Regions from separate parts of the Homo sapiens genome. Here region 2 is linked to region 1. The links are chromatin contacts, found by Hi-C or POLR2A ChIA-PET in ENCODE. All regions are on one chromosome and are shown on one strand. Each heading gives the region's core, a stretch centred on a gene start or an enhancer-like site at or near the end of the contact. The rest is flanking DNA. Distances are from core to core; before and after follow the strand shown.

Region 1 (2,910 bases), core at 192-2,691:
GGGAAGGCTGCTTCATGGTGATAATTTGGTTTCCTGGTTTTCTTTCCAAGATGATTCAACTGGGTACCTTTTAACTTTAGCCAGTAATAAGAAAACCCTTAATTCTTCTAAGACTTAGACTAGCAAAGAGAAAGAAACAGAAGTAATTCAAATTACATATCTATATCCGTCTGTGTGACTGACAGCTAGAGGGACAGGCAGATAGGTAGACAAAGGTAAAATTTTGACCCTCAACAGTGAAAAACTATTGGGCTATACACAAATGTTTATTTAAATAGCTTATTGTAAAAAAAAAATTTTTTTTTTTTTTTTGAGACTGAGTCTCGCTGTATTGCCCAGGCTGGAGTGCAGTGGCACAATGTCGGCTTACTGCAACCTCCGCCTCCTGGGTTCAAGCAATTCTCCTGCCTCAGCCTCCCAAGTAGCTGGGATTACAGGTGCACACCACCACATCCAGCTAATTTTTTTGTATTTTTAGTAGAGACGAGGTTTCACCATGTTGCCCAGGCTGGTCTCAAACTCCTGACCTCAAGTGATCCGCCTGCCTCAGCCTCCCAAAGTGCTGGGGTGGCATAAGCCACTGCGTCCAGTCTGTAATTTTTTAAACTGTGGCAAAATACACACAAAATGCATCATTCTACCCACTTTTAAGTGTGCAGCTCAGTGGCACTAAGTACATTCACACTGGCACATGCTTACCATCATTTTTAAAGGTCTTAATCATGTCACTGACTTCTCCCAGGACACCTGGGGGCAGGTAAGGGGAACAGGCATTGTGGTTCTTAGGTTGTAGTTTGAGGAGAGGTCAGGTCCTTGTCAACAAAGGTGTGGGGGCACAGTGCAGGTAGGAGACGGGCACCGTGGAGCTCAGGCTGGCTCTGACAGTGGCAGTTTCATGACATGGGGGGCTCAGCTCCAACCTTGGTGGCCAAGTCCTTTATAGCTCTACTGGTCAATGGTGGTCCCAGAACTGAGGCTCGCCCTGGAACTCTTGTCTCTGCTCCCAATCACGCTCGGACCCTCAGACCAGCAGGCAGGATAACAGTGGTACCCAGCTCCTCACGAGGGGAAGTCCTGATGGCGGGACCAGCACACGCAGGCACCTGGATGGTGTCGGGTGCGATCCAGACCCCCTGTGCAGACACTGCTCCCTTGTCTGCATCAGGAGCCTCAACAAACAGCCCCGCTCAGACCAGGCTCAGTGTTTGGTTTTTTTCATCCGTACAAAGGCGAACTATCAGGTCCCAGCGAGCAGACATGGGCCTTTTGTGCAGCGCTGAAGGAGGGATTACATTTCAGGAATAGCAAACCTACTCTCTCTCCCGGGGGAGGCCAGCAGACAAGCCTGTGTTGAATGCACTTTTTGTTTACTGGCTCAATCAGCCAAGCCTTCGAGGGGATGACGACACACACGTTCCACTCGGCGAATGTTCCGAATGCTCAGAGTTAACTGCCCAAACAAAAATAACCGGGGGAAGAACCATGTAGTCAGGCAGCCACACAGCCATGCTCCGGGCAGCAAGGGACTCTCAGCTCCCACCGACTCCAGCAAGCGACCAGGGACACAGGAGCTTCCGATCATTTCCAAACAAACACAGGACTCTGCTCCAAGCAGGCATTCAGCGAGAGGCAGTGTCTCATCTGGCAAAGGCTTTGGGCAGAAGGTCAAGAGAATGGGGTTTTAATCAAAACCCTAAGGCCGTGGTGCCCAATACAGTAGCTCCAGCCACAGGTGCTACTGAGCACTAAAATGTGGCCGAATTGAAATGTGCGATGAATGAACATTACACAGCACCACCCAAAGCATCAGTACCAAACAGGATTATAGCAAACCTCGTCCACAAATTCCAGATAATTGCAATGAAAGGATAATATTTTGGATATGTTGGATTAAACAGTTTATTAAAATTAATTTCATCTGTTTCTTTTATTTTTTCTAATGTAGCTAGTAGAAAACTTTAAATGACGTATGTGGCTGGCATTCTACTTCCACTGGACAGAGGTACAAGGGGGTTCAGGAAGGCCTGATATTTCAGGACAACAGAAATGCTTTTCTTGGTGAAGATGCAGAGGTAGAGTTTGGCATTTGGGGTATGGAGGGAAGATGGATACCTGTGGAAGGAGGGGAAGAAGCAGAACTGGCCAGAGAGAGGCTGAACTGCCAGGCAAACCTGAGGCCATCTCGCCAACCCAACAGGGAGCAATGGAGAGGCCATTAGAATTGTCCCATGATGGGTCCAGATGGCCCCACCTTTCTGCCCTTCACACCCTGGAAGAACAGTCACGGGAAGAGGGTCTGACAGGATGTACCCTTACGCTGGGCATCTCTCCATGAGGAGCTGCAGCTAATGATGCTCCCAGCAGCAGGGGCGACAGTCCTCCCTCAGAGGGGGCCCAGGCCAAGGCATCCCCCTCCTCTCTAGAGTTCCACCTTCTTGCCTGCGGGACTCGAACCTGCCCTCAACGGCCCCTGAGGTTCTAGCAGCCTTTAGGGCACAGCACGACCACTTGGGAACACTGCAGTCAACCAATACCTGCAACAAAGTTCTTAAAACCAGCTGCAGTGAGTCACCTCATTAAAATCAGGCAATGCTTCCAGCACACGGAGAGGAGATATTCCCCAAGCACCACCTGCCTGGTGACCAGAATATACCATACTCGTCAAACTTCAGGGGAAACAGCAAATGAGGACACAGCGCACTGAGAAGCACGTGCTGAGTACAACACACACAAAAATAATCAATGCATTAGCTTCTAGTGAACCAGGTTAACAACTTCTGGCCCCCAAACACTTTTATAGAAAAGACTGGAGAGTAAAACGAATATGGTGACTGACAAACTGGACAAAGACTCATAGCACAGAGGCGACCAAAGCCCCTATCCTACCTTTGCCACTGGGGAACCTGAGGC
Region 2 (2,910 bases), core at 189-2,688, 53 kb before region 1:
GCCAAAGGCTCTGAAGCTCAGAAACTGACTTCTTTAGCTCCTGGGGACAGCTGGCTGGGCAGTTCATGCGAACACTGCTCTGGTGGTGGGAGATGAAGTCAGAAAACCAGTTCATTAACTCCCCTTAAGTCACTGAACTGCCAGGGCGGCTAAGCTCTGGATCTTGCAGATAACACATTCTCACCTTGTATGCTAATTAGAATCACTTGGCCACATATGTCTGAAAACCCCAAATAACAGTGGCTTATACAAGACAGAAGAATATTTCTCTTACCCCTTAACAAAATCTCCAGGTGGGCTGTCCCTTGAGGCTGGTGACCCCATAAACCCAGACCCCTTCCAATGCCAACATGACCCTTGCTGTCCCAGTCTCAGATGGTGGCCAGCCATCATATATGCATGCAGGTAACAGATGGAAAAAGCAGAAAGGAAGGGTCAAAGGCAGGCCTTCCAGAAGCTGCCACAAAACACCTCCAGTTGCATCTCACGAGAGTGGCCACACCTGACAGCAGGAAGGGCCACCCAGCCGAGGAGACCGTCACAACAGCCGGAACTTAATTAGCACCGCCACCTGCCACAGGCAGCTCCAAGGCTCCGTGTGTCACCTCACAGAATTTTCTGACCATGTGAAGCAGATACTGCTATCCCCCGTGCCATCGAAGGTCACCTAAGCACAGAGAGGTTAACCAACTTGCCCAGAATCACACGGAAAGCAAGCCCAGGGAAGAAGCAAAAAGCAGAAGAGCACCAAGAGGAAATAGGTCCTCTAGGAAGGGTGCCCTCAGTGTCCATCTTCACAAGGAGGGGCCTTGGCAGACTGACCTTTGACCAGCAGGTATAACCAGGACCACGCAGTCCGGTCCTGGGACCCAGAAACCCTCTCTACCAGCAGTGATGGCCCACCCGGAGGCTGTCCTCCTTGGCTCTCCCGCCTCGTGGCCTCTCCTTGGCTAGCTCGCACAGCCTGGCCGGTCATGGTTGGCTAATCCATCGTCCTTCCTTGCGCCATGCTTGACTTTTCAGTTGAACTCTCCTAACTCAATCCTTCCAAGCCTTTAGGGGACACCACCCTTTTGTTACCCTGGGATCTGACAGCATTCCAGTTATCGAGTTTGCCATTTACCCACTGGAAGGAGGCTCTTCAACGTGTTTATTTGCAGAAGTAATGAACCCTGCTAACATCAGCCCTCGTCCTGTGGATTTTCCCTGAGTGTGTAACCCTGGTATCCAGGCATTACCAGTGCATTTGCATATGAAGGAGCTAGACTGTGGGCCCTGTCAAAATATTTTTGACAGGCCAAAGACGCGTTTTACGACACGATTCACAGTTACCAGAGAATGTGTTCACAATATGCTTCCGCAATCTGCCCCTCTCGTGCAGCGGCTCTTTGTTTTGATCGGGCTGCGGCTGGCTGTCACTCGTGTTCATACATTATGCAGACCCGCAACGGGCTGGGCCAGCACACAGACCTCAGTTCAAATCATTAGGAGGAGAAATGACAAACGGAGGCAGCGGGGCTGAGCGTTGCCATGGTGGCAGCCAAGGGAGGGTGGTCCTGTTCCGATGAAGGACAAATGTACCTGCACCTAAGCCAGTGGCGAGCCGAGGGGCACACCAGGGCAGAGAAGGAGCAGGACCAATTAACTTGAGAACTGAGGCACACATCAGCTGCTGCTCCCCAAACTAACCCCCTAATTCTTTCTCAAATACAGCTTACCAGTAACATGGATGTGCAATATTACAACACGACACGGAAAAATGCTAATGTGTTAATAAGGCTACAAACCCTATCTCAAACATCTTTAAAAAAACAATGTACAGGGGCCGGGCATGGTGGCTCACGCCTGTAATCCCAGCACTTTGGGAGGCCGAGGCAGGTGGATCACCTGAGGTCAGGAGTTCGAGACCAGCCTGATCAACATGGTGAAACCCTGTCTCTATTAAAAATACAAAAATTAGCTGGGCTTGGTGGTGCACACCTGTAATCCCAACTACTCGGGAGGTTGAGGCAGAATTGGATGAACCCGGGAAGCAGAGGTTGCAGTGAGCTGAGATAGTGCCATTGCACTCCAGCCTGGGCAACAGAGCAAGACTTTGTCTCAAAAAAAAAAGTACAGAAAGACGTTTAGGAGGAATTCCACTAAAATATTAACAATCGTGTGATAGCTCCCTGGGTTTTCAAAAAACAACTTATTTGTTTCAGTATATGTTTAATTTGGCACAAAATCTTTCTACAGTCCTATATTTTTAAAGTTTCATCTTAATGCATTTCCATCCTGCTGGAAAAAAAAATTAAATGTAATCAGACATTTTGTATACAGTGATGAAGTGGTTAACATCTGCTTTGAAGATGATACTTTAATTAATAAAGCATCATAAAAATCTCTGGAGTAATGTCTGTCATGAAGTCTATTCATGCCACATTATCAATGGTGATTTCTGTTCTTTCTTTTTTTTTTTTTTTTTTTTGAGACAGGGTCTCCCTCAGTCACCCAGGCTGGAGTGCAGTAGTATGATCATGGCTCACTGCAGTCTTGACCTCCTGGCTCAAGGGATCCTCCAGAGGGGCTGGGACTACAAGTACACGCCACCACGTCCAGCTATTTTTTTTTTTTTTTACATTTATTGTAGAGATAGGGTCTTACTATGTTGCCAGGGCTGGTCTTAAACTCTTGGGCTCAAGCAATCCCCCTGCCCTGGCCTTCCAAAGTGCTGGGATTACAGGTATGAGCCACTGCGCCCGGCCCCTCAATGACTTCTTACTCTTAAAATACCTCATGAAGTCCCCATGCTGGACACCTGGCCCCTGTGCTGGACACTCGATACTCACCTGCTGATTTTCATGTCTCTGTCCTGTTCTCCTTTTCTTGGTCTACGGTGTCTGACTAGGGCCAGAGCCTCCCACCACC

Evidence for each region. A loop is a pair of places that touch in the nucleus more often than their neighbours do. ChIA-PET counts read pairs that join two places held with the same protein, here RNA polymerase II (POLR2A).
Region 2: a loop to region 1 is called in a map of mesothelial cell of epicardium, with 31 times the contacts of the local background. The contact joins two enhancer-like sites. A Hi-C loop is called at or near these places in 1 of 168 maps with a recorded cell type or tissue (mesothelial cell of epicardium). POLR2A ChIA-PET finds 5 or more read pairs at or near these places in 1 of 52 experiments (GM10248).

Annotation. Positions count from the first base shown.
Region 1 is chr2:235,576,187-235,579,096 of GRCh38, reverse strand. All of the region lies in intron 1 of AGAP1 (ArfGAP with GTPase domain, ankyrin repeat and PH domain 1), which reads right to left. Among named protein-coding and RNA genes, the nearest start is that of TNRC17, 60 kb to the right of the region's middle. Within about 2 kb of position 1,441, at least 6 of the 41 ENCODE cell types and tissues checked have a DNase peak (open chromatin) inside an H3K27ac peak, as active enhancers do.
Region 2 is chr2:235,629,424-235,632,333 of GRCh38, reverse strand. The region is part of intron 1 of AGAP1 (ArfGAP with GTPase domain, ankyrin repeat and PH domain 1); the gene reads right to left. Among named protein-coding and RNA genes, the nearest start is that of TNRC17, 110 kb to the right of the region's middle. RefSeq lists an enhancer at 242-1,115. Within about 2 kb of position 1,438, at least 2 of the 41 ENCODE cell types and tissues checked have a DNase peak (open chromatin) inside an H3K27ac peak, as active enhancers do.